Linked DNA regions of Homo sapiens: regions 2, 3 and 4 are each linked to region 1. A link is a contact called in ENCODE Hi-C or POLR2A ChIA-PET data. All regions are on one chromosome and are shown on one strand. The core of a region is the stretch at or near the end of the contact, and the rest is flanking DNA. Distances in the headings are between cores, read along the strand shown. Region 1 holds the start of DNAJC10 (DnaJ heat shock protein family (Hsp40) member C10). Region 2 holds the start of TTN-AS1 (TTN antisense RNA 1). Region 3 holds the start of ITGAV (integrin subunit alpha V). Region 4 holds the start of SESTD1 (SEC14 and spectrin domain containing 1).

Region 1 (7,027 bases), core at 3,315-5,814:
AATATGATGCTCTAAAATATATTGAAAGAAATTAATATTATTCAATACTAAAAAATACTGAAAGAAATATTTAGCTACCCCTAATGCAAACATATAGTCATACATCACTTACTAATGGGACACATTCTGAGAAATGTGTTGTTAGGGAATTTTGTTGTTGCAAAAACATCACAGAGTGTACTTACACAAACCTAGATAGTATAGCTTACTACACACCTAGTCTACAAATCTGTACAGCATGTTACTGCTGAATACCATAGGCAACTGTAACACAATGCTAAGTATCTTTGTATTTAAATATAGAAAAGGTACAGTAAAAATATGGTATTATAATTTCATGGGACCAATGTCCTACATACAATCCATTGTTAAGTGAAATGTCATTATGCAGTCCATGAATGCATATTTTTTATTAAATAGCAATCCTTATTTTAAAAGTATTTAACAAGATTTAACCAATACAACTTCATATCTGTACAGATCATCTCTGTATACCAACTGACATTCCTTTTAAATTTCACTCCCACAGCAAATTAAAAGGAGCTAATCAAAGTGACGCATCTTAAATATATAAGCTAAGTGGTGAAACAGAATTCACTTTTCTTTTACTCAGATAAAACACATTTCATAAGTAATATCGTATCACCTTACCAAAATCATAACGATAATAGTTCCAGCTTTCATACTGGCCACCTTGATTATCCTCAAGTCCCTTTTCTCCATATTTGTCATACTTTTTCCGTAGATCTTCATCTTTGAGTACTTCATATGCTCTATTTATTTTTAAAAAATCGCCATGTGCATTTGGGTTATTCTGTTAAAAAATATTAGATATAATACAATTATTTCAGATACACAATCCAAGTTTCTTCAAAACATATATGTAGGTTTAATTAATCTAGTAACTTCTGGGAGACCATATACCAACATAAGGAGGGGTAATACAACATGACATGAGTTACCATGGGTTGAAATGAAGTATTTTTTAAGAAACTATAATCTTCAAAAAAAAAAAAAAAAAAGTAAGAAAAGTAATGAAATAATTGACTCTTCAAAAGGTTGACAGACGTTATCAGACCATGAGTTATTCTTCCTAAAAAATGCAGCTGAAAATAATAAGCCTGTTGAAACTCTTAATTTCATAAATATTTTTTACTCCTATAACAATTATAAATCAATACATTTGTAGGTTATTTTTCTATTTGAGGTAAAATCAACTTAATTAAAAAAGGATGTGCCCCAATCTATCAGCTAATTACATAAAAGCCAGTATCAGAAAACACCCCAAAATCGATCCCAGTACTTTGGGAGACTGAGGAGGGTGGATCATTTGAGGTCAGGAGATCGAGACCAGCCTGGCCAACATGGTGAAGCCCCGTTTCTACTAAAAACACAAAAACTAGCTGGGCAGTAGTGACGCACGCCTGTAATCCCAGCTACTCAGGAGGGTGAGGCAGGGGAATTGCTTAAGCCTGTGATGCAGAAGTTGCAGGAAGCCGCTGGCGTCACTGCACTCCAGTCTGGGCAAGAGAGTGAGACCCTATCTCAAAAAAAAAAAAAAAAAAAAAAAGAAAACAATCCAAAATTGGATCGGAAATGTTTCTTCCTTGTTACTGTGCTTCATAAAATTTGTTTCTGAAGGATGCTTTCATTTAAATAATACTCGGATGGTAGAAGGTCTACTGTCTTTTATATGGAAACTTAAAAATCATTATTTGAAATTTTAAAGAAAAATTAAAAAAAAATAAAAACCTTAAATAGAATGTGGATCTTAGGAAAAGATAATCAACTAAACAATATTTAAAGAAATATTGTTTCTCTTGCTCAGCTTTATGCAATGAAAATAATCCTATTTTAAAACTTCTACCTAGAAAAGAGAAAATTATAACTATGTCTTCTTGTTAATGATGAACGCTAAATCTCACTAAGAAATAATCAAATAAATTACAAAAACACCATAAAAATTAAAATGAGTTTAGTTTTGAAAGATTTACATTAATGTGTACATAAATATTTATGACTGGCATTATATTCAGCTGCTGTGAAGTATTAATTTATAAAACTTTCTAACTCTGGTTTGTGGACTTGTGCATACACAGAAGAAAACAGTCAAAGTTAAAACATGCTATTATTAGCTATTACTTCTATTTTTAGCAAGTCATACCCTCTGAGTTTTAAAAAAATATTTTTGTTCCTGTTCTAAAACACTTGATCTTAACCTACTTTAATAAGAAAACTACTTCAACTACTTCACGGATATTATCGTTTGTTTTGGGGTTAATGTCTTTAATAGAATTGTTGGAAAATCGTCTACAAATTAAGAGGGAACTGAATTTTTGGTACTGACATTCCTTCACGGGATCCTAAATAATCCAGAACATTTTGGTGCTTTTGTTTCTAGCATACAAGTTGAATTATAATTTTGACATATGATTATTCTTAAGCATTTGATCATTTAAAGCAATTTAAATAAATATCAAAATGTACCAAAAATATAATCAAATATTTTTAAAAACAAACGTTTACCTACCGGGTTTTTATCAGGATGTAACTTCAATGCCAATTTCTTGAAAGCTTGTCTTATTTCTCTACTGCTTGCAGTTTTGGACACTCCAAGTAAACTGTAAAAATCCTGATCTGTGCCCACTAAAATGGCCATATACACTATCAGAAAACAGAGAATGATCCTTTTCAAGTCTCTGATATAGTCATCTTTATTTAACCAGACTCCCATTCTCTTTCTTATGCAAGTTCTGATTTAAGTGAACATTAAGATTCACTGCTGGTTCCAGTTGATGTAATATGCAAATTTGAGAACTTCTGTCTACATTACTTCAAGGGTGAATCAAGCATCACAAATCTGTCCCCAAAAATATTAATCTAAGAAAGAAAAGCAGGCAGTTAAAATACATTTTGAACTAAACAATAATAGCACAATTTATTTATCACAGAACATGGTCAGCAATACAATCTCCATTAAATGGCAAATCAGTGTGAATGCCCCAGGTTCTATTTTTCACTCTTTCTACATCCATGTAGCTAGATTTGTGAAATCACTGAAGATAGCAGAAAAAAGGTCATGAGTGGTAGTAAGTAGCTTGCACACACACCCTCAGCAATTTATACACTGAGAAAAGACCTCTGACGAGCATCAGAACACAAAGGTGGCAATGAGCTACAGGTGCTTCCTCTTTCTACCCAGTTATAGCGTTGCCTGTAATACCTCTTCCTTTTAGCTACTTCTTTACCTCCTAAAGCTGTCTAATTTTCATTTTCAGCAGAATTCACTTGTAGGAAATGTCCTTGGGAGGGACTAGAAGGAAACATAGGGTTTTTTACTTCTCATATAACCCTACCAGAAATGACAGTGAAATATATTGTTATAATAGACAATCTACACAGCAGTCGATCTTCTTCCCGGAGTTTCCTCAGAAGGTGCTTATACTGAATTTAAGTAGAGGCCATTTTTTAAAAATAGTAGAAAAACAATTGTAAGTTACCAGTGTAATTTTATTGCAAAGTTCATGTTTGGTGTAAGTAGAAACAAAACACAAAAAGAGAAGGGAATCGGTTATTTAGACATACTCTCTGCAGGGCAAAAACAATCATTACTTCATCATATCACATTTCAACCACTATATTTTAGTTCCAAAGAGATCGTAATGCTTTGAAAAATCTAACGCTCCTCGCACCTCATTTCTGTTTTTCATTTAATCCTAAATGTATATTTAAAAATTTTTCTCTTTACCTGTGAATGGTCTTCAGCTCATTTCTAATACTTCCTTTTCATTCCACAAAAATATACCTTTGAAAAATATAATGATGTAGAGATTAACAAGTATCCAAACAAGAAAACAACCATCAGAAAAAGAGAGGGCATAGTCTCAATCAACACTTTGGGATAAGATGTTTCTCGCCCAGGGGTTGTTCTCAGCGTGGGTGTGGCCGAACTGCCCGTGGCCCGAGCTACCGGGCAGGTGGAAGCGCCAGGTAAATGCAAGGCGCAAGCTTTCGCATTGCCATCACTGCAGAGTGGGAGAGGGGAGAGGGGTAAAGATGAAGACACGGGGGAACAGGGCTGTTAAGTGTTGCTGGTGTCTGAAGTCTCAGGTCGGACTTAGGGAGAAAGTGTAAGTAACTGAGAGGGAATCGCTGGGCAGAGGAAGGGTGGTGTGAATAACAGGGAGGAGGAAGGTGGGGAGCGAGAACACAATATCCAGGTCTTAAGAGCGCACAGGAAGGGAGGTTCAGGCGCTCAGCCATTCCGCCCCTCCCTGACCGGAGGGCCCAGGCCACCACCGGCTCCAGCAAAGCCCTAGCCCCGGGCCCATGCCCACCTTGCCATCGCGGGGTCGCTTCCTGTAGCTACTCCCCCATCCTCAAACCCTGGCGGCGGACCCCGCCTGGCCGAGCCCAAGCACCGCGTGCAGGAGAGAAGCACACGCACTCTCCGACGGCCCAGCCGCGGCGCACGGGATTGGTGAGGTGCAGCCACACCGGCGACTACCAGCGCGCGGCCGGTACCGGTAGGTTCCTCACGCGCCGGTCTCCACGGCGAGCCGGGGCGGGGCCTGGCGCGGAGCATTGTGGGAAAGGCGTGGAGGACGCTGCCTGGGGAGACCCGCTGCGGGCCCAGCGGGCGCTGCGGCGGTGGGGTGGAGAGGGCGGTGTAGGTTTAGGTTGACGTGGCGGTGTGCGCGGGATCCGGCTCCGGCTCCGGCTCCAACCCGGAGCTGAGGGAACTGCCCTGGCCAAGCAGCCCGCGCCCCCTCACCAATGCGGCCGGCGCCTGCCGCGGGCGGGGAGGGTGGATGGCGAAGCCCGCCTCTTCCTGCTTCCGTTGCCAGGGTGACGGGGAAACCCAGAGGGTGGGTTTTGGGGTTGAGTTCCCTGAGAGTCTTTTAAAGGGAAGACGGAGCTTTGGAGGATTTGTCTGGGTGATGGGTGGGTGAGACCGAAAGGCGAAATTTGGCGGAGAAAGGAGAAGTTGCCTGAAGCGACACTGATTGCAGTATCAGGCTAGCGGACTGAAGAGGCAGTAGGAAACTTGAAGGAAATTAAAACATTTACAATTTTGTGTAAGCGTGTGTATCAACAAGCATTTGAGACTTCTACAATATTTTCTGGATTCTGAGTCATACAAGCTAGAAACTGGGGAGTTATCGTTGTTCTCTCTTACCTTGATCTCCTACTGCTATGGTACAGGAACTGCATTTTGTCCCACAGCAATATAACAATTGAAGTGGTTATATTTACTACATTTTCTATATTTAAAAGAGAAAACCGAGCCTAGAGGATACCTGCTTATAACATCAACCCTAACATGAAATAAGTTGTGATTGGTAACAGTTTCGGGGAGTAAATCAAGTGTCAGCTTCTAAAAACTTGGAAAACTACACAGGATCTATGGCTAAGCTAATACTTGGTAGGAAAGAAGAGGAAGTAGAATGAACAAAGGCAAACATTAGAAGCAGCCTGATGTAATAGTAGTTAATATGTCTCAGGAACTGGTCTAAGCACACATGTAGTAACTCATTTAGTCCTCCAAATAATCTTACAAGATAGTGGCTCCTATATCTATTTCCCATTTGAGGAAACTGAGGCAAATATTTGAGAGCTAGGATTCACATCTAAGCAACCTGGCTTCAGAGACTATGATGTTAAGCATTATGACACAGTGTGTAACCATTTTGTTACACACTGTAACAAAATCTTAAAGTAAATTGAAAAACAAACAGAAAACTGGAAGATGAAGCAGGGACCAGATCACAGACAGGTTTTTATACCAAGATGAAGACATAGATTTCTATCTCTTAGGTGATGAGGAAGCTTTTAAAAAAGAGACTGAGATTGTATTTTAGATCATCCTGGCAGCTATTGGAGAGAGGATGCAAAGCATACAAAACTGGAGAAAGAACAGGAGAATGTTAGACAAATAGGGTAAATGCTTTAAGAGGTGGTGGGCCGGGTGTGGTGGCTCACGCTTGTAATCGCAGAACTTTGAGGGGCTGAGGCGGGTGGATCACTTGAGGTCAAGAGGTCGAGACCAGCCTGGCCAACGTGGTGAAATCCCATCTCTACTAAAAATACAAAAATAAGCCGGGCATGGTGGCACACCCCTATAATCCCAGCTACTCGGGAGTCAAGAGAATCGCTTGAACCCGGGAGACAGAGGTTGCAGTGAGCCAAGATCACACCACTGCACACCAGCCTGGGTACAGAGCAAGACTCTGTCTTGGGGGAAAAAAAAAAGTAAGAGATGGTGATTGGTTGGATATGGGAGATAAAGGAAAGATTTAAGTTTAACTTCTGACTTCTTATGGCTGAATACTACCCACTGAATGAAGATCTGTTTAGGGAAAAGATAAAGGGTTCTGACTTGGACATATCTAGTTCAAGGTTCCTAGATCATATCTTAGTGAATATACCCTGCATAAAACTCATGGGTAATGTCTAGATTGGAGAAAAAATAGGAGAAAAATCATCAGATCACCCAAAGAAAGTGTGCAGAATAAGTAAAGTTGTGGACCAAGGATTAAAACCTTGGGGAATTCTAACATCAAGAATGAAAGCACACACGGAAAAAGAATCTAAGCTTCATGAAGGTGGATTTTTGTTCATTTTATTTACTGTTATGGCTCCAGCTGTTCTTACTATATGGTAGGTACTACATAAATATTTTTTGAATGAATAAACATTAATTTGAGAAATAGGCTGAAGAAGAAGAACCCATACAGGATGTAAAAAAGAGATGATCAGAGATGGGCAAAAGGAACTAAACATCAAGGAAGTTAGAGTGAGTCAGATAAGATACTGACTGCAACTTGTTAATTAGGTCTGGCAATTAGGAGGTTATAGGGACCTTAGTAAGCACAATTTTGGTGGATGGTAAGGCTGGAAGTTAGATTGTAGTAGACTAAAGATTGGCTAGGAGCTGAGGAAATGGAAATAGCAAGTACATATACTCTGTTCAGAGTTTGGGTGAAAAGAGGAAGGAAACTCATGTAACTAGAAGAGGATGTGGATT
Region 2 (7,027 bases), core at 2,500-4,999, 4.2 Mb after region 1:
GAACTGTAAATATTTAAAGAAAAAAAAGTAGTTTTGTATCAACCTAAATGAGTCAAAGTTCAAAAATATTCATTTCAATCTTTTCATAATTGTTGACCTAAGAATATAATACATTTGCTAGTGACATGTACATACTGTATATAGCCGGATTAACGGTTATAAAGTTTTGTACCATTTATTTTATGACATTTTACAATGTAAGTTTTGAAACTAACTGTTGGTAGGAGAAAGTTTCTTATGGAACGAATACCCTGCTCAACATTTAATCAATCTTTGTGCCTCAACATACTGTTGATGTCTAAGTATGCCTCAGTGGGTTGAGAAAATCCCCATTGAAGATGTCCTGTCCACCTAAAAGAGAATGATGCTGTGCATATCACTTGATATGTGCACCAATACCTACTGAATCAGAAATGTAAGGCATTGGTGATGTTTGCATTTACCCTCCTGTAAGCAACACTTTAACGTCTTACATTTTCTCTGATGATGTCACACAAAATTATCATGACAAATATTACCAGAGCAAAGTGTAACGGCCAACACTTTGTTCGCTCATTTTACGCTGTCTCTGACATAAGGAGTGCCTGAATAGCTTGGAAAAGTAACATCTCCTGGCCATCCCTTCATTTAACCAAGCTATTCAAGTATTCCTATGCCAGAGCAGTGCCAACTCTTGGAGGTCCCAGAGTGCAGCCAATGCCTTTGTGTGGTAGTTCTAAATTTTAATTGCACCTGAAAAACCTGGGCACCTAAGCAATGAGCCACAGCAAAAAGTAAAGAACAACAACAAAATAAAGCTGTTGTTAAATTTTAAACAATATTACTAATTGCCCAAAATGTCAATTTGATGTAGTTCTTTTCATGCAAGTATAAATTCAATTGTTAGTTATAATTGTTGGACCTCCTTGAGATAGTAACAACAAAATAAAGCAAGCTATCTGCACCTCAAAATGTGTGGCTGGTTGTTTTCTGTGAAATTCTGGGGTGGGGAAGTATGCATCTTCGTGTATCACAAAAACGATCATAGATAGATAAGGCAACTCAAGTTCAAAACAGCCCATGCTGATCTAATTAAACTAAAGAGCTTCTGCACAGCAAAAGAAACTACCATCAGAATGAACAGGCAACCCACAGAATGGGAGAAAATTTTTGCAATCTACTCATCTGACAAAGGGCTAATATCCAGAATCTACAATGAACTCAAACAAACGTGTAAGAAAAAAACAACCCCATCAACAAGTGGGCAAAGGATACAAACAGACACTTCTCAAAAAAAGACATTTATGCAGCCAAAATACACAAGAAAAAATGCTCATCATCACTGGCCATCAGAGAAATGCAAATCAAAACCACAATGAGATACCATCTCACACCAGTTAGAATGGCAATCATTAAAAAGTCAGGAAACAACAGGTGCTGGAGAAGATGTGGAGAAATAGGAACACTTTTACACTGTTGGTGGGACTGTAAACTAGTTCAACCATTGTGGAAGTCAGTGTGGAGATTCCTCAAGGATCTAGAACTAGAAATACCATTTGACCCAGCCATCCCATTACTGGGTATATACCCAAAGGACTATAAATCATGCTGCTATAAACACACATGCACACGTATGTTTATTGCAGCTCTATTCACAATAGCAAAGACTTGGAACCAACCCAAATGTCCAACAATGATAGACTGGATTAAGAAAGTGTGGCACATGTACACCATGGAATACTATGCAGCCATAAAAAATGATGAGTTCATGTCCTTTGTAAGGACATGGATGAAATTGGAAATCATCATTCGCAGTAAACTATCGCAAGAACAAAAAACCAAACACCGCATATTCTCACTCATAGGTGGGAACTGAACAATGAGAACACATGGACACAGGAAGGGGAACATCACACTCTGGGGACTGTTGTGGGGTTGGGGGAGGCGGGAGGGATAGCATTAGGAGATATACCTAATGCTAAATGACGAGTTAATGGGTGCAGCACACCAGCATGGCACATGTATACATATGTAACTAACTTGCACATTGTGCACATGTACCCTAAAACTTAAAGTATAATAATAATAAAATAAAAAATAAAAAAAAACAGCCCATGCTAATAAGTTCTTTTAAGCAAATGTTTAAATTATCGTTAGATGTATTCAGCAATTTTGTTTAAAAAGCCTAGATATAGTTCTCATGGATATATTTATCCCCAAAAGTTTATCTTCTAAATATATCAAGAAAAATATTTTTAGGAGAGCTGATTCAACTCGGAATCAGCTGTGATTCAATATCTTTGATGGATTTTGAACATCTACAATTCACAATCTTTTGTGCTAAACACCACAGGGAACAATACAAAGATGATTAACACGGTATAGATACTGTCCCTCAAAGAGCATAGTGAACGGAAAAGGACAACTTCAGGGAAAATGATCAGTTGTGAATCTGAGTCCATATTGGCTACTGCAGCTCCAAATTGAGACAGAACAAATAAAGGACCTCAGAACTAAAGAACTATTTTATTCCCAAGTCTAGATCAGTTGTTTTAAAAGCATGGTAGAATGACAGTATATGGAAGACTGACACTATTTTAAATAGTGTCATTCTACTATGCTTTTTAAACAACTGATCTAGACTTGGTAATAAAATAATGCCAAAAATATCTGTATTTGTCCACTTCAATTTGTTAATCATAATTATAAGCCTATGATGTTATTTGCCTAAATTCACCTCCTTAATGTAGGTACAGGTGACCAAAGCTGAAGCAAATGTACTGTCAGTTTTCATTCTCCAGAGAAAAATCCTGGGTCTTCATTAATTTATTCAGCAAGTTTTCCGTCTTAAGTCAGATTCCCTAAAAGCAGAGCCTGAGACGGGGATTCTTGTCTCAGAAATTCTTTGAGGGATTATTACTCTCAGGGAAAAAGGGAATGGGGCAGCCAGCAGATAGGGCAGAGGAAGCAAGCTGAGCACGAATGTGGTCTCAGCAGAAGCCTCAGCCAGATCTCACAGGGAGCTTCAATCGTACCACAGAGTTGGTTCCATCTAGGAGCAAGGGGGCTGACATTTTGTACCCCCTTACCAACCAGTCAATGGCTACAGGCTATAAGCTGAGGGGCTGAGGAGGGATGGAAGAGGGAAATAAACCTTCCCAAGTGAAGAGGGGTGCCTGTTGGCCAGGACAATTCTCCGTGGACTAACGCAGCCAAACAGTGAACAATCGAGAAATCGATGGAAGAATACACATTTCCTGGGCATCTAAGTGATGCCAACAGAACCCACTACATCATCTTACAATGTTAAATGCCTATTCTTACCTTAAAATGAGAGGCAGGACTGGCTAGGTGATGCCTAAGGATGATTCCCAGCCTTGACATGCTGGTATTCTCACATATCCTATCCGTGGCTGATATAGTCTGTGCGGATGAAAATTCCAAAACCGAAGACAGGATTTCGCACTTGCTAAAGTTGGAGCTCCCAGGCGCTGAGATCCAATTTGGGCCTGGGAGAGTGGGGAGGGAGAGCAATCTGCCCAGTGAAGGAGAGCTGCGCTAAAGGCAAGGTTTTACTTCTTTTTATCCCTTAGCGAAAAGCCCACTGCCTCTGAAAGTAGCACGGTGTGGCCACACGGACACATGGGGGAAGTCAGTCAGAGGCGCTCCAACAGAACGGCCAGAAGCCCCTTTCCTGGCTTACCAGGCAGCCTCCTTCCCCTAACTCCTCCAGAAACAGCGCTCCTCTGAAGACGCGGGGGGAGGGTCTTCCGGCCCCACACCCCACCTTCCGCAACGCCAGGAGTGGTTCCTCAGCATTATGGCGTCATTTCCGAGTCAGACCCGCTCTTCTCTCCCCATGTCAACAGAGGGCGACAGGGAGCACCAAGCCGAGGCGTGCTTTTTGGTTCCAATCTACGCCCTCCACAAAACCCATGAGCAAGCTTCACTGTCATCCTGCCCCTTTTTTTTATTCACGTCTATTTTATAAACCCCACACCCTGGCTACATGATCAGCCGAATCATGTTGCAATTACATGTCTGCATTCAAAACCCTGAGGGCCCCGCTCAAATCTAGGAACTGCTGTTTACTAACTTACTTCACCTGGGGCAGGTTACCCAACTTCTCCATTCTTTGACATTCTCGTCCATAAAATGAGAATAACAGCAGCAACCTCACAGTATTATTGTGACGATTAGACAAGTTACTACTTGTAAAACTCAGAACAGCGCTTAGCAGAGCACCCAATAAATACCAGCAATCATTATTCTGTTAGGGACCACAGTACAGAATATTGAAGCTAGGGACTAGAGAAGCAGCACTTTAGAGGGGACCTAGCCTAGGTCTCACTGGTACTCATTAGATGTACGGCAGGCCACCTTTATTCTTGGGCAACCTGTCCCAAGATCCCCCAGTGGAATCCTGAAACTGTGGATAGTACTGAATCCTACAAATACTATGATTTTTCCTTTTTTTTTTTTTTTTTTTTTTTTGAGACGGAGTCTCACTCGTCACCCAGGCTGGAGTGCAGTGGCGCAATCTCGGCTCACTGCAAGCTCCGCCTCCCGGGTTCACGCCATTCTCTGGCCTCAGCCTCCCAAGTAGCTGGGACTACAGGCGCCTGCCACCACGCCAGGCTAATTTTTTGTTTTTAGTAGAGACAGAGTTTCACCTTGTTAGCCAGGATGGTCTGGATCTCCTGACCTCGTGATCTGCCCACCTCGGCCTCCCAAAGTGTTGGGATTACAGGCGTGAGCCACCACGCCTGGCCATGATTTTTCTTATACGTACATGCTGATACGGTTTGGCTGTGTCCTCACTCAAATCTCATCTTGAATTGTAGCTCGCATAATTTCCACCTTGTGAGAGGGACCTGGTAGGAGATAATTGAATCATGGGAGCCGTTTCCCCCATACTGTTATCATGGTAGTGAATAAGTCTTACAAGATCTGACGGTTTTATAAGGGGAAACCCCTTTTGTTTGGTTCTCATTTCTCTCTTCCCTGACACCACGTAAGATGTGACTTGCTCCTCCTTGCCTTCGCCATGATTGTGAGGCCTTCCCAGCCACGTGGAACTGTGAGTCAATTAAACCTCTTTTCTTTATAAATGACACAGTCTCAGGTATGTCTTTATCAGCAGCGTGAAAATGGACTAATACGCATACCTATGAAAAAGTTTAATTTATAAATTAGGCAAATTAGGCACAGTAAGAGATTAACAACAATAATAGAATATAACAATGTACTATAATAAAAGTTTTATGAATGTGATCTCTCTGTCTCTATATATCTTATTGTACTGTACTATGGGTAACAGAAACAGCAGAAAGTGAAACCACAGATCAGAGGGGACTAGTGTATTCATTTTCTAGCACTGCTGGAACAAAGTACCATAAATCGAGTGGCAGACACAACAGAAATGTATTGTCTCGCAGCTCTGGAGGTTGGAAGTCCAAAATCAGGGTGTTGGCAGGGTTGGTTCCTTCTGAGAACTCTGAGGGAAGAATCTCTCCTAAGCCTCTCTCCTTTTCTGTAGATGGCTATTTTCATGTTCACACGACATTTTTCCTGCATGTCTGTGTCCAAATTTCTCCATTTTAGGATACCAGTCATACTACTGAGGCTCATCCTAGTTACTCCACTTCAACTTAATTACCTCTATAAAGCCTATCACCAAATAAGTTCGCATCCTGAGGTACTTGAGGTTATGAGTCCAACATCTCTTAGGGAGGGACATAATCCAACCTGTCACCCTAGATGTGGCGGACATGGAACAGCACCTCTTTATAGTAAGTGTTCTGAGGGAATTTCTGAAAAGACAGATTTTTTCTCTATCCAATAGTAGCTGATTATGTAGATGAACCATAGAGGTTGTTAAACCAGAAACGATGAACCATAGAGGTTGTTAAACCAGAAACAGCCCATAAAATAACAGGTTAAATTGATATCTCCATGGTGACTGATTCAAGAAGATTGTTTTATGATCGTGCTCCAGAAAGAAAAAGTAATTTTCAGTTTTGTTTACTCTGCCCCAAACGTAATTTTGAGAAATTCAGGTAGAGAAAGTCATTTCCTTGTAATAGGAGAAAATAGTGACTGCTACTTAAGTAGGACTTTTGAAAATAGACTGGCCCATGGGTTTTTATTCTAAGGTTATAAAATATGAAAACTTGCCTTTATGCATTTTGGTACCTCTGGGTCAATGTTTCCCAAACTCTGCTCTTCAAGATGTTGTGGAAAAACTGTTCCACAGCCTAATAAACTTAGAATTTGGGTAATTTTTCTTCTCTATACAGGATTTCTCAGTCTTTTATGAGCTATGAATTATGTTTCCAGGAGGTGACACAGTGTTCCCCAAATTTATTTGAAGACAGAATTTGCTTTTCATTGGTGCTATGCATAATGCAGGTTGAGACAGGCTATATGAGGTGGAAACACTGAAGATGTGGAAAGGAATAGATCTTGGTTGAAGAGGCAACTGAATATCCTCTAAGAAATGAAGTTAAGTGCTATGATCAAAGAAATCTGGAGTGTTTGGGAGCACATTGCTGAGGCATCTTATCCAGTCAGAGAAAGGGGCAAACAGGCAAAAGCTGCAACCTAAAATATGGGATAAGAAGGGGCAGGCCTCACTTTCCAGGCAGAGGACCTTTGCACCTGCAGAGACCTAGGGGCAAAGGATGGCACAATACATCCAAAAAAGTTTAAAGAAAATTTTTTTTAAATTTAGTAGAAAAAAGATTATAGTGGAACAACCTTTGAAGGGCTGGGTGCAAGAGGCAAGGCCACCTTGCAGAAGGCCTCATATACCATATAATAGAGTTTGGGCTTTTCCCTAAGAGGTAAGGGAATCACTAAAGAGATTTAAGTCAACTAGAGACTTGATAAAATTTTATTTTTACCAAGTCTTTAGCTGTTCTGAGAAAGCTATGACATTTGTTTGCTTTCTACATCAAAGAGCTTATTTCCGCCTATAGAATTCCACTCACAGGAAGACTTCACCTACCACCAAATTTCTAACCCATGATGTCCCTTTTAATTATAG
Region 3 (7,027 bases), core at 1-2,500, 3.9 Mb before region 1:
GACGGCCCTTGCAACGCGGAACGTTGGCAACTTGAAAACATAACTGAATTATTAAATACTGCAGTATTCAAATGACCTGCAGCGAGTGAAAACTCAGCAAACACCCTTGTTCCTTCTGAACAATGACCTAAATAGTGAATCACTATAAAAAGAACAGATGACACATTCAATTCATCTGTTCAACCTCAAATGTGCAAATGTCTGACAGTCCCAGAGATAAGACACAATGAATTCAATAGGACAGTATGGTCATTTTAAGTCATCAGAATGTCTGCAAAAGGAGTAAGGAGAAACAGAATCAGACAGAGGCGGAAAGAGTGGGGGAGGGCTTGTTTAGGGAGACTGAAAAGGACGGGCGTTAAGCCTGTAAAGCAGAAAAAGGCTACCAAGAAGCCTAACTGGTAGAGGAGAAAAAGAAGTTCGGGGATGATATTGACCAAATCCTCGACACTGGCACAGGAGGCGGGGAGTCCGGCAAGACCAGCCTTTGTTGATTTCCCACTTTCCCCGATTTTTAAGCACAGGTCTGCTTCAAAGCTCTCCCGCTGCCCCTAACCAATTTTAAGAGGTGAGAAGCGGGGTGTAACTGGGTGATGGGTACCAAAGGGAGTTCATTTCCCCAAATATTTCCTCCACCCAGGATATAAACCACTCTGAGAGGTAGGATGGGTGAGACAGACAGACGCCGGGATCTCTCGGAAATCAATCCCAATGGAGAAACGCTGGGTGGGTGCGCGCGGTGGGGGAGGGGGCCGGCTCCAGTTCCAAGTGCGGCCACTTACGAAGACGCGCTGGGCACGAAGAAATCCACGGCGAAGCCGAAGTAACTTCCCTCGGGGCCAGAGTACTCGGCAGGACTGTCCACGTCTAGGTTGAAGGCGCGGCACAGAGGTAGCAGGAGTCCCGAGAGAAGAAGCGGGAGGCCGCGGGGACCGAGGCGCAGCCGTCGCCGCGGCGGAAAAGCCATCGCCGAAGTGCGCGCGGGACGCCAAGCCGGGAGCGGTAGCCACCTCCCCCCGCCCCAGCGAGGCGCCCAGTGCCCGCGGCCCGCCGCCTGCGCGCGCCCAAACTTGCCGGCCGCTCTCTTCTCGGCTAGCCCGGGACAGCTCCGGGGCAGGCAAGAGGGCTGAGCTTCGGAGCGACCGCCAGGGACGAGGGGCGCAGAGCGCGCGGGGCGGGGACAGCAGCGCAGACGGTCCTTTGCTTCCCTCCGGCTCCGCCGCTCCACGCAGCGTCTGAGGCTGGGGACTGCCGGGGTGAGCGCCGCACCTCAGGCCTGAGAGCCGCGGCGGCACTGGGAGGAGACCTGGAAGGAGGAGGAGCCGGCCCGGGAGGCTGCTGTGGAGCTGGAGGAGGAAGTGGGGGAGGAGAGGCGCCCTTCTACAGGGGAGAGCTCAGCGTACTTCCGTGAGTGCAGTCGCCGCCTGTCCCGAGACCTGGGCGTCTGTGCAGGGGCCCCCAGCTCCTGAGCCTGGGTCAGCGGCAGCGCTCCTGGACGAAGGCCTCAGGCTGAGCACCTGAGGAGGCGTGGGGGCGGGGGCGGGGAGATACGGTCCAGCGTCCCAATCTACCCGCGTCCACGGGAGTAGCAAGGGCACCCACGTTCCCTTGTCCCGCCGGGAACTTCCGTGCGACTGTTGTTTAAAAATGAGGAAAGCTTTTTATCAGTTTCTCGTGTTTCTGCTGCTTAGCCTGGCAGGCTCTCACGAACGAAACCCTGTTAATTAATGGTCGTTAATTACACTCCATTCCACAAACACTGAACTTAATTACGGATTTCCAGAAAGCCAGCATAGCCTCTTGCAAGTGAGGTATGTAAAGCTTAACTTAGTAGTCAAAGAAAGGATTCGCAGGGCAAAGAATTGGCAGTGATCGTTTTAAATCAAGTCAGAATAATCGAAGCCTTATTCCCAGTTTGTTAGCTGCGGTTGTATGATTTAGAAACACTGATTTGTTGATTTAGGATGTTTGGATAGACATAATTTCAGAGCTGGAAGAAGGACCGCACACCGGTGAAATAAGGCCCCGCGTGCTTGTTTGCCACTGGTGTGTTTCATCAAGCCTTGACAACACTGGACTGAGAGAGAGGGCCTTGAGGACAGGAACCTTGACCTTTTTCTTAGTGTTCTTATTTCTAGCACCTTGCCAAGCAGATAGTAGTCGATCAATAAAATGTCCAATCAGTGAATGAATAGCAGACGAAATGAGCAAAGTGCCCAGAGAAGTGACTCTTCCATATTTCAAGTGTTTCATGTGCTACAGAATCTGTTGAACAAGGTGAAGTTTAAGTGCATTGTGTGGACTTACAACTTACAAGTAAGTACTGGAACAGTAATTTCTGTTTTCCCAAAGTAACTATTAAAACTCAATCATAATATACATTAATAACTATCAAATAATCCTGTGAAAGGATATGTATATAAATGAAAGTGAAATGCCTAATTCGAATTTGTAATATTTATTGGACCAGGTCCAGGTGCTCATGCTGGCAATCTCAGCACTTTGGGAGACTGAGGCAGGAGGATTGCTTGAGACCGGGAGTTCCAGGGGAACATAGGGAGACCTCATCTCTACAAAAATTTAAAAATTAGCTGGGAGTGTGGTGCATGCCTGTAGTCCCAGCTATGCCGGAGGCTAAGGCAGGTAGATAGATCGCTTAGGCTCAGGAGTTCCAGGTTATGATAAGTCATGAGCCTGCCACTGCACTCCAGCCTGAGTGACAGAACAAGACCCTGTGTTTAAAAAAAAAAAAGGCCGGGCGAGGTGGCTCATGCCTGTAGTCCTAGCACTTTGGGAGGCTGAGGCCGGCAAATTGCCTGAGCTCGGGAGTTCGAGACCAGCCTGGGCAACACAGTGAAATCCCGTCTCTACTAAAATACAAAAAATTAGCCGGGCGTGGCGGCATGCGCCTGCAGTCCCAGCTACTCAGGAGGCTGAGGCAGGAGAATTGCTTGAACCCGGAAGGCGGAGGCTGCAGTAAGCTGAGATGGTGCCACTGCACTCCAGCCTGGGCCACAGAGTGAGACTCCATCTCAAAAAAAAAATGCATTAAATATTTCCATTTTTAAATTTGACTAAAAGATATGCAGCAAAACCTTTGGCATGTTTTACAAGGCATGGTCTAGCATCTGCCTGAAAGAAATTACTGATTGAGAGAAGAAATCCTACACAAATCCTTACACATAAATGCAAATACAGCTTATTTCTCACCTTCTTTCCTAATACACCAAAGAGGCTATTGATATGTATGCATAAACCCAAAGGGTCTTTTATATCTTAAAAACATGACAACCAGTCTACCTGGAAATCCATCCAGGTAAGGAAGACAGAAGAGTTTAAACTCTGGCTAGATCCAGTAAGTCTCCCACTCCTCAACTTCTGATCGCAGGACAGGGGTCCGACAGACCAAGGTGGAGTGAAGAAATGTGAGAGGACCAGGGAAAAGAAGAAGCCCACGAAATGACAACACATGTACACCCACCAAAACTTGGGTGAACAACACACCCCCAAATAGGGCTACAACTTACTGAAAGCACTTACTGTTGAGCCATTCTTTATGAGTTTATTTTGAATGAGCAGTCTTGAAAATCAAGGAATTTGTTTTTTTTAAAAAAGCAAATAGTCCAGGCACTGTGGCTCATGCCTGTAATCCCAGCATTTTGGGAGGCCGAGGTGGGTGGATCACCTGAGGTCAGGAGTTCAAGACCAGCCTGGCCAACACAGTGAAACCCCGTCTCTACTAAAAATACAAAAATTGGCCGGGCGCAGTGGCTCACTCACACCTGTAATCCCAGCACTTTGGGAGTCCAAAGTGGGTGGATCACGATGTCAGGAGTTCAAGACCAGCCTGGCCAAGATGGTGAAAGCCTATCTCTACTAAAAATACAAAAATTAGCTGGGTGCAGTGGCAGGCACCTGTAATCCCAGCTACTTGGGAGGCTGAGGCAGGAGAATCACTTGAACCTGGGAAGCAGAGGTTTCAGTGAGCCAAGATCGTGCCACTGCACTTCAGCCTGGATGACAGAATGAGACTCCATCTCAAAAAAGAAAAAACAGTAGCCAGGCATGGTGGTGTGTGCCTGTAATCTCAGCTACTCAGGAGACTGAGGCAGGAGAATTGCTTGAACCCGGAAGGCAGAGGCTACAGTGAGCCGAGATATTGTGGTATTGTGGGCCACTGTGCTCCAGCCTGGGTGACAGAGCGAGACTGTCTAACAACAAAAAAAAGCAAACATACATTTCAATTAGGAAACTATGAAGCAGACTAACCCAGTGGCTTTAGAAACTTGGGGTTATAAATGCAGGCATCTCTTTGTGTGACCATGCTCGAGCAGCCACTCACACAGTGCCTTGCAAATTGTATTGTAGAACATGTCAATTCAGCTAGTGCTGATTCAAAATCCACATTGCACCTGGTACTATGTGCATGGGACAGAGAAAAGAATGTTTTAGTCTACGAAAGAATGGTGGTGCCCCTCCCCTACCCCCATGACACTACTCTTTGAACTACATTATAACAGTTTTCCAACTTAAAAGGAGAACTTCTGTGTATACATTAAGTATTCATTGAATATAATCCTTTTCTTAGAAAATAAAATATTAGATAGTAAAAAGAATTTGTACTTTGAATTTTATCCTCTACTACCCTATACTTTAGTAAAAATCTTGATTCCAGTGGTTTCTGTAAAATAAAGCACCTGGGTTCCATTCCTGGCTTTGCCAACTACTAGTTGTATGACCCTGGGGAAATCAATCCAACCAATCTGTGCCTCAGTTTTCTTATCTATGAAAGGGAAAGGGGAGTAATACTATGTCTATCTCTTAGAATTGAACAGTTCTTGTTGCCATTAATACTTTTAAGACTAATAGTTTAGCATGGTAGCAATAATAAATTTTTTTTTTTGAAACAAAGTGTCACTCTGTCACCAGGCTGGAGTGCAGTGGCGCCATGTCAGCTCACTGCAACCTCCGCGTCCTGGGTTCAAGCAATTCTCCTGCCGTAAATTTTTATGACTATTATTTCACTCTCTTAGTTCCCCTAGTGTCTGTCCAACAGGTCCTTCAATAACCATAATCAAACCAGGGCTTCACGCAGCTCTGTCTCTGCAAACAAAGGAACTTAGTCCATAATTTAAGAGGAATTTCAAATTTTATCTCTCTCAAAGAACCTCAAAGGAGATTCAGTTAATAACCCATGGGAACTTCAGAAATCTGCTTCTTCTACTCTCAATTTCTCTGGAGACTTTAACCCACTAAACCCTGCCCTGGAATTTTTGTTGCTGTTTGCTTGTCTAACTCACTCCTGTCACTCCTCTCTTGGCTGTTTATTAGGGAGACTGACTTGTTCTCTCTTCACCCCCATAACCACTTCCACTCCCAGTGCTGCCCTTTCCTATCTGATCTGTATCAGAAAAGATTCTGGCCAGCACTTCTGCTCTTTGGGTGAATGGGAAAGAAGAGAAGGCAGGCAGTAAACTTGTTACCTTTCTGGGCCATGTTTCCTAAACTACCCCTTCAATGCTAGGATTCCCTAAGTCTCTGTTCTTGAATCACTGCAGTTCTCCTCAGGGTGATCTTATGCATTGTCATGCTCTCAACTCTCATTTCTTAACACTTCCCACCTCACAAAGGAGCTTTAGCCATATTAAATAACTTAACTTTTCTCCAGAGTGCTATCTTTGCTCAAAGGGCTCCATCTTCCTGGGCAACATTAGTTCTGCCTGTAACCATTTTCCACAAGCCTCCATCCTTCTGTTATATACAAACATACACAATGTCCTTAAAGTGGCTGTTTCCTATTCTTCTTTCATTGCTTGTATTAGGCGTCAGCCTGTCTCCAAGAAAGACTTCTCTTAGGAACTACACCTTATTGTCTTTGTATCCTCAGAGCTTACAGACCTTAGGAATTAATTCCATTGTCCACGAACTTAATAATAACTAACATATCCCCACTGTTTTGCAAGGCTGAAGTGGGAGAATCACCTGAGCCCAGGAGACTGGGACCAGCCTGGGCAGCATAGCAAAAACCCATGTCTCCTAGGAAGACTCATTGGGAACCATACCTTACTGTCTTTGTATTCTCGGAGCTTACAGGACCTTAGAAATTAATTCCATTGTCCAGAGACTTAATAATAACTAACATATTTCCAGTTCTTTGCAAGGTTGAAGTGGGGGGATCACCTGAGCCCAGGAGATTGAGACCAGCCTGGGCAGCATAGCAAGAGCTCAGTGACATCACTATATAAATTCAAGTGTGAAGAGAAAGTTAATGAGTAGATTAAGAAAACATACATTGGCCAAGCAAGGAAGATCATGCATGTAATCACAACACTCTAGGAAGCCATGACAAGAGGATGGCATGAGGCCAAATGTTTGAGACCAGCCAGGGCAACATAACGAGACCCCATTTCTACAAACTTGGGAGGCTGAGGCAGGAGGATCACTTGAGCCCAGAAGCTTGAGGTTACAGTGAACTGTGATCACATCACTGCACTCCAGCCTAGGCAATAGAGCAATACTCTGTCTCTCTCTTGCTATCTCTGTATACATATATGTATACATATACATATATATGTCATAAATATATATTAAAACTTATTGTTTCTACTAGAGTCAAACTTACATTTTAAATATCCAGTCGTATTTCCACCTGGAGTTATACATTTATTGAGCACCTTCCTTGTGGTCCTATTTCCATAAGACTCCTTTTTCAAACTTATCTTTCAGAGTTGATACAATCTATGATAGAAGATATATAAAACTGAGATTCAAAGCACCAAAATAGAAATCATGACCGGGTGTGTTGGCTCACACCTGTAATCCAGCCCTTTGGGAGGCCAAGGTGGGCAGATTGCTTGAGCCAAGGAGTTTGAGACCAGCCTGGTCAATATGGCAAATCCCCATCTCTACAAAAAATAAAAAAATTACCCAGGCATGTTGCCATGTGCCTATAGTCACCCCTGGAGTGTGAGCTGGACTTAGTAAACTGCTTTTAGTGAATAGAATAAAGAGAAAGTGACTGTGGGAC
Region 4 (7,027 bases), core at 1,196-3,695, 3.5 Mb after region 1:
GAGATGTGAATAAAAAGTGGGTGGAGAAGGCACACATTGTGACTGCTGACTTCAAATGTTTACAAGGCTGCATATGGGGGGGAACCATGCTGTTCTGTATTAAACAATGTTAGTACTAGGTTCAGACTCACTGGACACATTCATACGCATTGCATTCATATTTACAATAATGATTTAAGGTGCTATTATTATCATTTTCTCCTTTTAGAATGGAGCAAACTCATACTTGGAGCAGTTTTGTGCTTTTCTAAGGTCACACAATTAGGAAGTTATAAGCCCAGGATTTGACCAACTTCTTTGGAGTCTAAGTCCAGTGGTGTTTCTACCAATACTGTAGCTACTTACCAAATGTATACAGAGACAGATTTTAGTTGAACATAGAAACTAGCAGGACTGTTTAAAAATGAAAACTGTTGTGAGGTCATGAATGGTTTCCTATCACTTGGAGTTCAAACATATGCTGGATAGCTACATTGCAAGGATCTAGCATATATATATTTACTTTTATAATAAAATATTAAAAACAAATGCTAATCATAGAGCCAAAGAAACTCCAGAAGTAAAGCCTCATGACTATAAGTGATTGAGCTAAGTTCATTCAGTAGTTATTGGAAAACGTAGCATCCAAATTTCATTCTCTGAATTTATAGTTTAATGTTTTTTCCATTATAGCAGTTACCTCTTATCTAACACCTAGGTAATACAATGTGGAACCAGAAGTATGTAAAGAGGAAGGGCAGGGATATTTTGTGAATTATTATAATGGATTGCTTGGCATGCTCTTGTTTTACTAGGATAAGCAAAGAATGTGAATGGTAGTTGGAGAGAGTTTAAAATGATAAGCAGAGAATGCCACATAGTAGAGAAGGGAAAAACAGAATACCACGGAAGGCTAAAAAAGGCTGGGACTGTGGACTTCCCTGTATTTTCTTTTCGTTGAGTAGATGCTCAACATCTATTTGTTGGGATGGAAAATTATTTCAACGCTTCAGCAAACAGTTAAAGAGAACCTTTTTTGTGCTGAGCACTGTGCTATGTTCTGGGGAGCAAAAAAAATGAACTAGACAAAATCCCTGTCCTTTTAAGGAACACACAGTCTAGGAAGAAAAGGCCACCAAGCAAAGCAACAGGAAAAAAGCAAGTATTAAAGATTATCATAGGGAATACTGTAGATAGACGATTTTATGAAAGCAGAGAGAAAAAGAGTATTTAATTCATTGTAAATGTGTGGGGTAAGGATACAGATGTGGTGAAAGGAGATGATGTCAGGGAAGATTCCAAGGAGGAAGGGATGCATTATCTTCATTATCTTGAAGGACAATAGGAGTTCAACTGGTTAAATGAGGGATGGATTTCAGGTGGGGGAAAACTACAAGGGCACAAAGACAAAGTCTGTTGAATTTGTGTGATACGTAGATATATTAGGAGTTGAAGCTGGAGCCAAGGAGGTCAATAGATCAGATTTTAAATGGCTTTGTAAACCATGGTAATGAGTTTGAACCTGATTCAACCAGGTGGAGAGACTTTGAATGATTTTAAAGAGGGACGTTTCATGCTTAGCTCTGTCTTTTTGGAGCATTCTCTCTGGCAGTTATATGGAACTGAAGCAGCAGTGAAGTTAAAGGCTTGACCTAGAGTGGCAAAGAGGTGGAAGTCATGGAGACAGACTGATATTCACAGAATTAAGAGGAAGAATTAATCCACGGGATTTTAAGTCAGAAAACTTTAGTGGAGAGAAATTTGGTTGCTTAGTTGTTGGAATAGGAAGATTTTATCAACGGAATTAGGTGATACTGAAGTGAGTGGCTGAGTGAATAATATGGAAGTCTTGAAATTGGGACCACACAGCTGCTCTGATCTGGTGTGAATTTGCTGATGACTCTTTTGAACTGAATTCAGGAAATGACATACAAATGATTTGCGCAATAAAATGAAAACAAGGACTCTTAAGTCAGTATACTTGGAGAAAAATAACTAGGTTGGTAAAAATGGGGAAGTAGCCATTATCAGGGAGCCCCATTGTGGATTAATTTTGGACTGTCCAGTGGAAAGATCCTCAAAGCAAAACAAATGCCCTGAATCCAGCCCTTCCTCACCGCAACCCTTTCCCTTTCATCTGCCTTCATCCTTCAGCCACACCACCGCTTGGCAGTGAGTACTTGGGAGCAGCTCTTGGAGACTTTGTACTCGAACCTTCGAACTCCAGCATGAGGCCAGAGGAAATAAATGACCTGCCAGGGTGTCAAGTAACGGACCCTCTCTTAAGCCCAGACTTCTGACTCCAGATCTAGGTACCCTTCCACTCTCCAAGACTGCCTCCCGCCTGGGGAGCCTGGGCCTCGGCTAGGGGTGGGGACGGCAGGGTCCGTCCGGAGCGCCAGAGTCCCACTCGCGCCCAGCCCTCAGCCCCAGGCCCGGTTGGACGCCCCGCCCCGCCCCGCCTCCTTCCTCCTTCCCGCGCCGGGCGGGTTGCTGTACCGCCGTCACCCGGGCGCGCGCGGGGTCGCGCGGACGCGGCTCGGGCCGCGGGTGCCGAGAGGTCGCCGGGCCACCCGCACCCCCGCTCCCCGCCTGACGCACGGAGGGGCCGGGACGCGATTTGCCGCGAGTGACTGGAGCCGCAGCCGTCGCCGCTGCTGCCGCCGCCGCCCGGGCCCGCTCCGCCCCCAGCCCGCCTTCCTCCCGCCGCGCCCTCCGCCTCCGCCCGCACCTCGCTAGCGTTCCCCTGTCTTCCCCAACGCCCCGGAGCCGCCGGCCGCTAGCGTCAGCGCCAGCCAGGTGAGTGTGGCCGCCGCTCGGCCCGGGCGGGAGAAGCGCGCAGGCCCCGCGGCCGGGTGGCCGGCTTGGGCCGGTGCAGTCGGCGGCGGCGGCGGTAGCGGGCCCGGCTTTCTTCCCCTGCGCGGGCCGCGGGGCGGAGGGGCTACGCAGTGAAGGAGGGGCGCCCCCGCCCCGCCACCGCCTCTGCTCCCAACGCCCCGACCGCCCCCACCGCCTTGCCGCCACAGACAAAGCGCCGGAGGTGGGAGCCCTGCGGGCCGCCTTTGCCTCCGCGCCGTCTGCCGGGTGCGGCCGCGGCCCGCAGAGACCGGGCCGCGCGCTTTTCCGTTCCTGAGCGCCCTTGTTCATTTCTGGGTGAAAGGGACCCGAATTGTGCAACAGGTTTGGGCGTTAGTCCTTATTTTCCAGCGGGTCTCTTTTGCCAGCGTGCAGGAACCAGATGTGGCTCCCTGCTCTCGGGCGAGTCCCGCGTCCAGCGCCCGCGACTGGCTCCTTTGTGTGACCGGTGACCGGCCCTGTCGGGTGGGTGGAGGACACGGGCTCGAGGCCCCAGGGCTGCGCCGAGGCTCCTGGACGCCTCCTCAGGTCGCGGGGCTTGGCTTCCACGGGCCTGCCAGAGGTTAACATCCCTCCAGCGTTTGGGAGAGTCACAAAGGGGAGGAGAGAGAGGGTTGGCCAGGGTCTGTGGTTGTGTTTATTTTTCTATTTTAGGTAGACTCATATTAGAAAAGAGCCGCAGTCTGACCAGCTCTTGAGGGTACGGGTGGGATTTCACCCTGGGATGCACGGTTTGGACTTGGCTGTTGCTCTGACAGCCCCCGTGGTTTTCTTGGTGCTTTGACATCTTTCTCTTACACACAGACATCGCGGGAGAAGTTGGGAGTGCTGCCGAGGGAGTAACTAGATAGCAGCTGTTTGACAGGTCGTCTCTTACTTCACGTTTTGCTTGTGTCAAGCATGCCCACTATGTATCCCAGCATAGCTTGGCAAACCGTCAAATTTAAATTGCCACTCAAAATCCTAATCCTTATACATACCTACATACACAGACACACATATATCTATATACTTTTTCTGTTTTGGCTGGCTAAATCTTATTAATGTGAGAATTTTTCCTCCCAAGGAAGAATGCATAATAAGGTACAATTTATCTTTGGTTACATACCTTGGTTAAGTTATGCCAATACCTAGCTGGTTTCATTGGTATGCTATTTTAGTTTAACAATACTAATTCCTTTAGCTTTGAGCAGTAAAATACGTCTTTGTTCTAGGACCAGGAAGCTTTTATACGTAATACTTTGCCCCATGACTAAATACGTGAAAAAATTCCCCAAGGACCTAGAAAGCATTTCACAACTCTATAGGCTGTTTTTATGTTCCAAATTCCAGGAAATCGTTTTGTTGAATATTTATTCAAACATTCTGGACTAAATTTAACCTTAAAAATTGGGCCCACTCTAGTTTTTCCCCAGCATTAGAAAAATGAATTGATTGCATTTACCAAACATTTTAGCCCCTGTGAATAAGAATTGAATGGAATAATTGATGTAAGAGATTAGGAGCTAGTGATGGACTAGGAATCTGACAACAGAATGCAGAATGTAGAAAGTTGTAAGTAGAGGTCACAAAGTTGCATCTACTTGGGTTTTAATTCATTGCTAGGCATTTAATGACATTTTAAACAGGTAATCTACTAATGATATATCTGAAAATGAAATGTCCAATAATTAAGAAAACAAAGTATTGCATTTTGACCTTTTTAAAAAATGTATTTTTATAAGGACTTGTTGAAGCTTTTCCACTCTCTAAAAATGAACTTGGTATTAATGACATTTCTTTTGAAAAAATGAAATTGTACCAAACTAATCCGATTTTTAGAAAGTTTCTCTGTTATAGTAGTTTTACTTTACTAAAAATACCATTCATCTGTATAGTAGCTAACTTCAAAGATCTTTTAAAGCTGTTACAAGCAACATGAGCAACCTCTTGAGGAAAGTAGAATATTTACTAATAAAAAGTAGCAAGCAGAGAAGTGAGCCATGATTGGACCACTGCATTCCATCCTGGGTGACAGCCAGACTTTGTCTCAAAAGAAAAAAAAGCAGAGACTTAAATTTTTATAATAGTTTTCTTTGAGATATAATTCATATGCCATAGAATTCACTTTTTTAAAGTATGCAATTCAGTAGTTTTAATATATTCACAAAATTATGCAAATGTCGGCACTAATCCAAGAACGTTATTACCCTAAAAAGAACCTTGTACCTGGTAGCTTTTGTTACTATTCCCCCTTCCCCATATTTGACAACCACTAATTTACTTTATGTCTCTATGGATTTGCCTATTTTGGACATTGCATGTGAATAGAATCATAATATGTGGCCTTTAGTGTCTTTCACTTAACATAATGCTTTCAGGGTTTATTCATATTATACCATGTATCAATATTTCATTCCTTTTATGGCAGAATATTATTTTGTTATATGGCTATGCCACATTTTGTTTATCCAATCTTCAACTGATGGGCATTTGGGTTGTTTCTACTTTTTGGCCATAATAAATAATGTTGTGGATACTCATTTACAAGTTTTTGTATGGTATATATGCTTTCAATTTTCTTGGATGTATACCTAGATGTGTAATTGCTGGGTTATATGGTAATTCTGTTTACTTTCTGAGGAACTGCTTGACTGTTTTCCATAGCTGCTGCACTGTTTTACATTCCTTCTAGCAATGTAGGGTTCCATTTTCTAGGGTAACCCTTCTACATTGCTAGAAGGGTTACATTCCTTCTAGCAATGTAGGGTTATAGCAATGTAGCAATGAGGGTTCCATTTTCTCCACATCCTTGCCAACACTTGTTAATGTTTGTCTTTTTGATGATAGCCATCCTAGTGGCTGTGAAGTGATATCGCATTGTGATTTTCATTTGTATTTCATCTTATCATGTTTTTATTGGCCATTTGTATATAATTTTCTCATTTAATGTTTTAAATGATGCTGTAAGGTAGGTTTATTCCTATTTTACTGCCAGGAAACTAAAGTGCAAAGTTGTTTAATCATTTGCTTGTTTTTTTAACCTTACAGTTAATAAGAGGCAAGGTCTGAGTGTAAACTCAGGTCTTCTGACTCTACTTCCTGCACTCAATGAGGCATACAGAAATTAAATTGTGTTTGTGAATGTCTGGTTGATTAGTGACAAAGTGAGGGAAAAATAAAAAAAATCAAACCAAACAATAACAAACCATAAGGTGTTGTGGCAACACTGCCACATATTCATCAGATTTTATTACGCATTTTCAAATAAATTCCTTTTCTTCTGTCATAATAAGGTAGGTCTGCTTTCCACATTTCCAATGGGGAAACAGAGTCAGAGTGATTCAACCTAGTAACAGCTTCTTAATAGCATAGCCGATCCTAGAACCCACTGTTTCAGAATTTGAATAGTATGTATGTGTATATATATAGAGAGAGTAAAAGCTGAAAATCTCCCTTCACTTTTTGTCTTTTTCCCCTTCTTCACTCCTAAGACCACTTCCATCTTGGAGAAACTGCTGTTGACAGTTTGAGGTTTATATTTCCAAACCTGTATCTTTGCATTTATGTGTGTATTTATCTATAAATACACATTTCCATATTTTACCATACATACAGACATGTTTCTTTTCATAATGTTTTTTCTTTTACAAATGGGATTATACTACACATATTCCTTTGTTTTTCACTTAAATATGTTAAACTTTTCCATCTGTAATTACAAAGGATAAATCTAATATTATGTTTTCATTTAAGTTTGCTATCCATGCCTGGCTTCGGTGTCAAGATGAAGTCAGGATTAAGAATGATTAGGAAACTTTTCACTTTTTTCTGTGCTCTGGAACAGTTTAAAATATCTGCCCTTTAAACGTTTACTAGAAATCATCTGACAACTGTGGGGGCAGAGAGAGATCTGAGATGACCTTTCTAATTTTTTTTTTTCTTTTGAGACAGGGTCTCACTCTGTGGCCCAGGCTGAAGTGCAGTGGTGTGATCACACCTCACTGCAACCTCAACTGCCTGGGCTCAAGTCATTCACCCACCTCAGCCTCCCAGGTGGCTGAGAGTACAGGCATGTGCCACCATGCCCAGCTAATTTTTGCATTTTTTGTAGAGATGAAGTTTCTCAATGTTGCCAAGGCTGGTCTCAAACTCCTGAGCTCAAGCAATCTGCCTACGTTGGCCTTCTTAACATGAGCCATTGCACCTGGCC

What was found. Hi-C counts contacts between places; a loop is a spot of excess contacts on that map. ChIA-PET counts read pairs that join two places held with the same protein, here RNA polymerase II (POLR2A). Pooled maps may share reads with other maps.
Region 2: a pooled map shows a loop between it and region 1 (10-fold over the local background). The contact joins the promoter of TTN-AS1 here to the promoter of DNAJC10 in region 1. A Hi-C loop is called at or near these places in 6 of 50 pooled maps.
Region 3: a loop to region 1 is called in a pooled map, with 14 times the contacts of the local background. The contact joins the promoter of ITGAV here to the promoter of DNAJC10 in region 1. A Hi-C loop is called at or near these places in 7 of 50 pooled maps.
Region 4: a map of B cell shows a loop between it and region 1 (7-fold over the local background). The contact joins the promoter of SESTD1 here to the promoter of DNAJC10 in region 1. A Hi-C loop is called at or near these places in 1 of 168 maps with a recorded cell type or tissue (B cell), 1 of 37 single-sample maps with no recorded cell type and 8 of 50 pooled maps. POLR2A ChIA-PET finds 5 or more read pairs at or near these places in 1 of 52 experiments (naive thymus-derived CD4-positive, alpha-beta T cell).

The regions. Positions count from the first base shown.
Region 1 is chr2:182,713,794-182,720,820 of GRCh38, reverse strand. It overlaps DNAJC10 (DnaJ heat shock protein family (Hsp40) member C10), which reads right to left and starts at 4,564. Exons shown (of 24, transcript NM_018981.4): 1 at 4,338-4,564; 2 at 3,749-3,805; 3 at 2,531-2,880; 4 at 652-814. The coding sequence starts at 2,734. It overlaps LOC101929976 (a long non-coding RNA gene), which reads left to right and starts at 6,211. Exons shown (of 7, transcript XR_427200.3): 1 at 6,211-6,660. It also overlaps a transcript of PDE1A not described here. RefSeq lists a silencer at 4,172-4,331 and enhancers at 3,893-4,497, 4,842-4,911, 4,932-5,081.
Region 2 is chr2:178,519,913-178,526,939 of GRCh38, reverse strand. It overlaps TTN-AS1 (TTN antisense RNA 1), which reads right to left and starts at 3,749. Exons shown (of 7, transcript NR_038271.1): 1 at 3,304-3,749. TTN (titin) reads left to right here. Exons shown (of 363, transcript NM_001267550.2): 363 at 1-951. RefSeq lists enhancers at 3,722-3,871, 3,548-4,060.
Region 3 is chr2:186,584,279-186,591,305 of GRCh38, reverse strand. ITGAV (integrin subunit alpha V) reads right to left here and starts at 1,250. Exons shown (of 30, transcript NM_002210.5): 1 at 783-1,250. The coding sequence starts at 967. It overlaps LOC124906105 (a long non-coding RNA gene), which reads left to right and starts at 1,410. Exons shown (of 2, transcript XR_007087465.1): 1 at 1,410-2,316. RefSeq lists an enhancer at 768-827 and a silencer at 958-1,187.
Region 4 is chr2:179,260,250-179,267,276 of GRCh38, reverse strand. SESTD1 (SEC14 and spectrin domain containing 1) reads left to right here and starts at 2,445. Exons shown (of 18, transcript NM_178123.5): 1 at 2,445-2,778. RefSeq lists silencers at 2,344-2,963, 2,974-3,043, 3,152-3,315 and an enhancer at 3,644-3,713.